2 separate regions of the Mus musculus genome follow, and region 2 is linked to region 1. Evidence: chromatin contacts called from ENCODE Hi-C data. All regions are on one chromosome and are shown on one strand. The core of a region is the stretch at or near the end of the contact, and the rest is flanking DNA. Distances in the headings are between cores, read along the strand shown. Region 1 overlaps Gm35330 (a long non-coding RNA gene). Region 2 has its middle 13 kb from the start of 1700016G22Rik.

Region 1 (2,700 bases), core at 8-2,507:
TGTCTTGGCTTATGTCTACGGGCTGTTCATAGGGTTAATTCTATTATGGAATGGCACTATTCTGTTTCTCTGCCCAGTGTGTCTAAAGTTACCTTCTGTAATGGGTAGTATACAGCTTTGGCCACCAGATGTAACTGTCCCTGACTTGAGCCGTAACAATAGCTCCAACCTCACTTGCGAAGAGCAACCAAAACAAGCTGAGGAAAACGCTTCCTTGCCGAAAGAACACGTGTTCCAGAACGCGAGCTGCAGCAGACAGGCTACGTTCTTCTGCAGTTGACATTCTTTCCCCACTGACTTATTTTTACTTTCTGTTTGACTTGGCTTGCTTTTCTTTTTCCCTAAACGGTTTCTTCAGTCCTTCCTCCCTGGTAGGGTTTCCAGAGTGAAAGTCCTTTCTGCCCACACTTCGCAGAACTCAATGCAGACTCTTGTCCAGGGTCACTTGACGTCAAGGCTGACTTTTAAGTTTGCCAGAAAGACGATCTTTAGGGAACAGTTGACACCATCACTTTCTCTCTTTAGCATACAGCTACAAGCTGCCGAAGTTTATAGTTTACAAATTGCATTTCTAAACAATTTAATAAAAGGAAGACAAGAGGAGACTTTGAACACTGACAACTAACTCTTTTAAAAGACTTTTAACATCAGCATGTGTTAATTCATTACTCACTCCTCTCCCTCTCTCCTTGAGTTTTAAAATGCTTTAAACATTCCATTGCTTTTAGAATGCATACTTAAAAATCATTTATTTCTATCCCCTGAGATCATTCTATATTGTTTACTTTGTATGCTTGGATGATGTGCCCTCTGGATCTTAATAAAATCTACTTGAAAGCTTACATTGTGCTTATTTATAATTTTGAGTCTGTAGAAATTTCTCCGTTTAACAATAACTTTCTTGACTCTGTTCTCTGACATAAAAAATGGTTCTTGAAACCTTCTCTCTTCTCTTACTATTTAATCCATCCCATGACACCTTTTCCCCCTCCCTTTATTTTTTTTAACAGCCTGTCACTGAGTATTTGTTTACCAAATGTTACTTTTCTTGGATAAAATCTATTTTTGAGGCCTGCAAAAGCCAACAACTGTTTGATGCTGTCAGGCTTCGCTTTTATTTATGCATGAATAACATAAATAACTTGAAAATGACCCTAGCCTGTTTTTCTCAGATTTAGAGAGAGAGAAAAAAGTGCTTCCGGGCAATGTTTATGCCAAACCTCCTCATGCCAACTTTCCGGTTTTGGTGCCAACTGGTGTTTACAGCCAAGTTGTAAACCTTTGGTAAACACGACCCGTAATAAAAAGGCCAAGACAACCTGAACCAGGGCACTAAGGAATGGGTGTAAGTTTACTCTAAGACCAAAATTCTAACAGGAACAGAAGTGGGGAGTCAGCCAACTATGAAGTGCTCTCTCCAACCCACTGTAGCATGGAGAATACACAAATGATGGGTTTGTCTGCTAAGATCCCATTAACCCCACTTAGGCATTTTATTGGTTTCCTTTGCCACTGATTCAGAGAAGCCCAGTGATAAATTCAAAGTACCAGCTTTTATGTTGCCCAGTGGTTTGTTGTTGTTTGTTTGTTTGGTTGGTTGGTTGGTTGGGTTTGGTTTTGAATGTAAACTCTAACCAGGAGTAGAGATAAGAGCCTTAGCCTTGAGATGCTGTGTTATGTTGATAAGGACTGGCCAGAGTGCTTAAGAAAGAATCAATAGGCCCTTTTAAAATAAATTCAGAGATACCCATCCATGCCTACATTTTTTGAGTATGATGTATTCTGTATGTTGTTTATAAAACGCAAAGAAAAATATGTTCTTTATTATTTTTATTATTACTATTACTGCTACTAGTAGTACTATTCTCTCATATATCTCATTTATTTCCCCCTTCCACCCAGTCTTCCCTCCTTTCCCTTCTCCAGATCTACTTCTCCATTTCCCTTCCGAAGAGGGCAGGCCTCCCAGGGATATCAACCAAAGGTGCCATATTCAGTTGCAATACTATGAGGCACCTCCTACTTTGTTAGGATTCTATTTAGTGTGTGTGTGTGTGTGTGTGTGTGTGTGTGTGTGTGTGTGTGTATGTGTATGTGTGTGTGTGTGTGTGTGTGTGTGTGTGTGTGGTATGTGTGTATGTGTTTGTGTGCATGTTTGGAGGTATGCACAAATTTGTGCCTGTACATGTGCCTATGTGAGCATGTAGAGATTAGAAATCTATGAGGTTGTGTTCCCTCGTCACTTTCCCCTTATTTTATAGAGACAGGTCTCTCATTGGACCTGGAAGCAGACTGTCTGGCAAGAAAGCCCCAGGGAGCCTCCTGTCTCTACCTACCTAGAACAGCAGCCTCCATGAGAGATTTTTATGTAAGTTCTGGATATCTAATTCAGGTCTTCACGCTTGAGGGAAGTACTCTACACACTGATTGCTTCACTGCCTCAGAGCCTTATTTATGATTCTGTATAAGTAGTTTATTTCCTTGGAGTGAGACCCAGGCGTCTAATTGGCCTCCAAAATTGAGCAGGGACATCTACTTCTCTTTAAAGTCTTCATCTCTGAGTCTTTCCTGGATTCTAAGTCCCGTGACCTGATTCATAGCTCCTGAGTTGCTGGTGGTTCTGGTTCTGGTTACCATGACCTGGTTCTGTAACCAAAACTGGTTTGGGGGGCCTGGTCCTATGTCCCAGTCCAATGACCT
Region 2 (2,700 bases), core at 181-2,680, 130 kb before region 1:
TAAAATAGTTCAGTTATTTATGTAAAAATTTATAATGTTTAATCTATGTTCAACTTTTTTGTCTGTTGGATTAATTGCTTTTGATTGCCAATTATCATACCTGCAAAGTTTTAATAGACAAAGGTAAACTTCAGATTATGCCAGGTCATAATGAAAAAAAATCAGAATTTTAGTAAAACTCTAGTATTTAGTAATGTGTTAAGAATTATATATAAGGTTATATTTATGTTTTTGTGTATATACACGTACATATGTAACAACAAAAACAAAATAAATGAGGTTATCAATTTGAGACTGAATGGGTTAGAAAAGAAGAGTTTGAGAGATGTAAAGGAAGGAGGGAAGTGATATATTTTAATTAAAATATTTTTTGAAAGTTTATCGAGGGTCTGGAGAGATGGCTCAGCAGTTAAGAGCATTGACCCTTCACATAGCAGCTCAGACCCATCTGTAACTCCAGTTCCAGGCTTCTGACACTCTCACACAGACATAATGCAGTCAAAAAAGCAATAAACATAAAATTATGTTCAAAATCAGTTTATCTAAACAGACCAGGCTCCGGCTAAGTATAGAAATGTTAGTATTTAGGGCTGAGAGGTTTTCTATCTGGACTCCAATACCCTAACCCATCCCCTTTAAAAATAGTAAACATATCTTCTATAGCTTATAGCAGTCATTTGATCCTAACATTTGTGAAAAACCTGTTTTGCAACATTTTAATAATGGCTTATCAAGAAATTCTTTCTTATTTGCTAGAATGCATAAATTAAAAACCTGAAAACAAGCATGGTTGCCTTGCGGTAGGTTTTTTTTTTTTTTTTCAAACGAGCCAACAAAACGGAATATAATATATGATCTTTTCTGGTCTAGCCCAGGCTGAGTCATTTCCTGTTTCAATAACAAGGATGTCATCAGCTAAACTCCAAGCAGCACAGTTTGTCACTGTGTGTGGCTTTATTTGTACATGTTGCTAGAAGGTTCTTAAGGAGCGTACACTCATTATTTTAATACCAGAAAAGAACCTTCCAGTGAGCACCTTTGGCTCTGGTTGGTGCTTCTGTATTATTTATGCTATAGCTAATCTGAGTGGGGAAATGAATGTATGCCCAGCTACATACAGTCACACTCGATGACACCGTAATTCTGTCTTGGGAATTCATAATTTACTCAGGTCACCAAGGTAGTTCACTCCAGTGTGGAATGTTTACCCAAATGTTGAGCTCTGGGCTCCAGTGCCAGCGGATATCAGAACTGAGAATGGTAAGGTCCGGATGTTGCCTGGATTTGCTGGTGTGACCCACACAGCAGCCACACTCCTCTCTGATTTCTTTGTCTAAAGGTTCTAAGATTCTTTTCCTAGAATCACAAGAGGGAGTTTGCACTGTTTACATGGTCAGCGCTCAGCGCACAGTGTTCTCTGAGTTGGTCCCGCTGAGACCCGTCGCCATGCCGATTGTAAATGACTCATCTGCATGAGTCAGCGTCTTCAAGGCGAGATGGCTATCTATTGCCTTTGTGCTACTATTTTTCCCAATTGGTGTTGTCCAGCAGCTGCAGATTCCAAACTATGTGCCTGTTTCTAGAATCCAGGAAACGTTGTTCATGGTTCAGGCAACATCCCCGCAAAGGGTAGGAGGCACAGGATTTAGATTTCTCATCAGACCCCTTTAATGTCTTTCTCAATTGACTTGAGTACGTTTCTCAGTATCAGGGGAAGCATTTCAGGAATTTTCTAGGTCTTACCTGTGAGAAGCCATTCTGATGACTCACAGGGATGGGACATTCCCCCTAGATTAAGGATTAAAGCAAAACAAAAAGAATCCTATTAGAAGAGGGGATTTCCTGGTGAAAAGAGAACCCTAAACCAAAAGACACCCACTTTTGTCTGAGCTTAAAAATCGTATTGCTTGTCACACAGAGCAGAAGGATCTTAAGGATCACACTTTCAAACCCTCATAGAGAATTATATTATGACTCAATTTCCCCTCCAGTGTATCTTAAAAATTCATCAGAGTCTAACGATACAGGCCTCTTTTGGTTGCAATAATTAACATCATATTGGCATTCAGTATGACTCTAAGTTCTGCATAAGTGTCTAAGGCGGTGATAGACAGGGTGGAATTGCTAAGTAAATGTTTACTGTAGGTTATAAAATATGAATAAAATGGGCATGGCTGTTTTCCTGTTACTTGCAGCCCCGGGGTTACTTTCTGGGTGAGCAACATGTGACCACCTCTGAATCAGTTACAACTGTAACTGTAAGCCTCATGGACTGAGATCCTGTGGATCTGACTCCTCCATGAGTTGCTAGGCTTCCGTTTCATAAACACCGTTGAAGAATTAGTTGCTATGTAACTTCCAACACCCTTGGATTAGTCCCACATTCTCCTAGGGGAGGGTGATGCTCATATTGGGGAAAAAAAACTCTTTCTAAAAAGGTGGCCCATCTTCTGTCCATGGCCACAGACACAGATTATTCCCAGTCTCAAAGCTACTATTTGGGGATAGAGAAATAGTTTGATTTCAGTCCATTTAAATGGTGTGGTCCCTCATCAGCAGACAGAAGCAGTCCCATGAAGAATGGAAGAAATGCTAAGACTACCATGGATTACTTCCATTTACCAAGAGTTTACAGGCAGAGCTTCAACCAGGCTACTCATTTCCTGCTTTGCCTCCAACAGAACCGGTTCAATCCTGTAC

Evidence for each region. Hi-C counts contacts between places; a loop is a spot of excess contacts on that map.
Region 2: a loop to region 1 is called in a map of heart, with 2.2 times the contacts of the local background. The contact joins two enhancer-like sites. A Hi-C loop is called at or near these places in 4 of 37 maps with a recorded cell type or tissue (T-helper 2 cell, adrenal gland and heart).

The regions. Positions count from the first base shown.
Region 1 is chr13:5,711,979-5,714,678 of GRCm38, reverse strand. The region is part of intron 1 of Gm35330 (a long non-coding RNA gene); the gene reads left to right. Among named protein-coding and RNA genes, the nearest start is that of Gm35330, 11 kb to the left of the region's middle. Within about 2 kb of position 1,257, at least 2 of the 3 ENCODE cell types and tissues checked have a DNase peak (open chromatin) inside an H3K27ac peak, as active enhancers do.
Region 2 is chr13:5,844,041-5,846,740 of GRCm38, reverse strand. No RefSeq gene overlaps it. Among named protein-coding and RNA genes, the nearest start is that of 1700016G22Rik, 13 kb to the left of the region's middle. Within about 2 kb of position 1,430, at least 1 of the 3 ENCODE cell types and tissues checked has a DNase peak (open chromatin) inside an H3K27ac peak, as active enhancers do.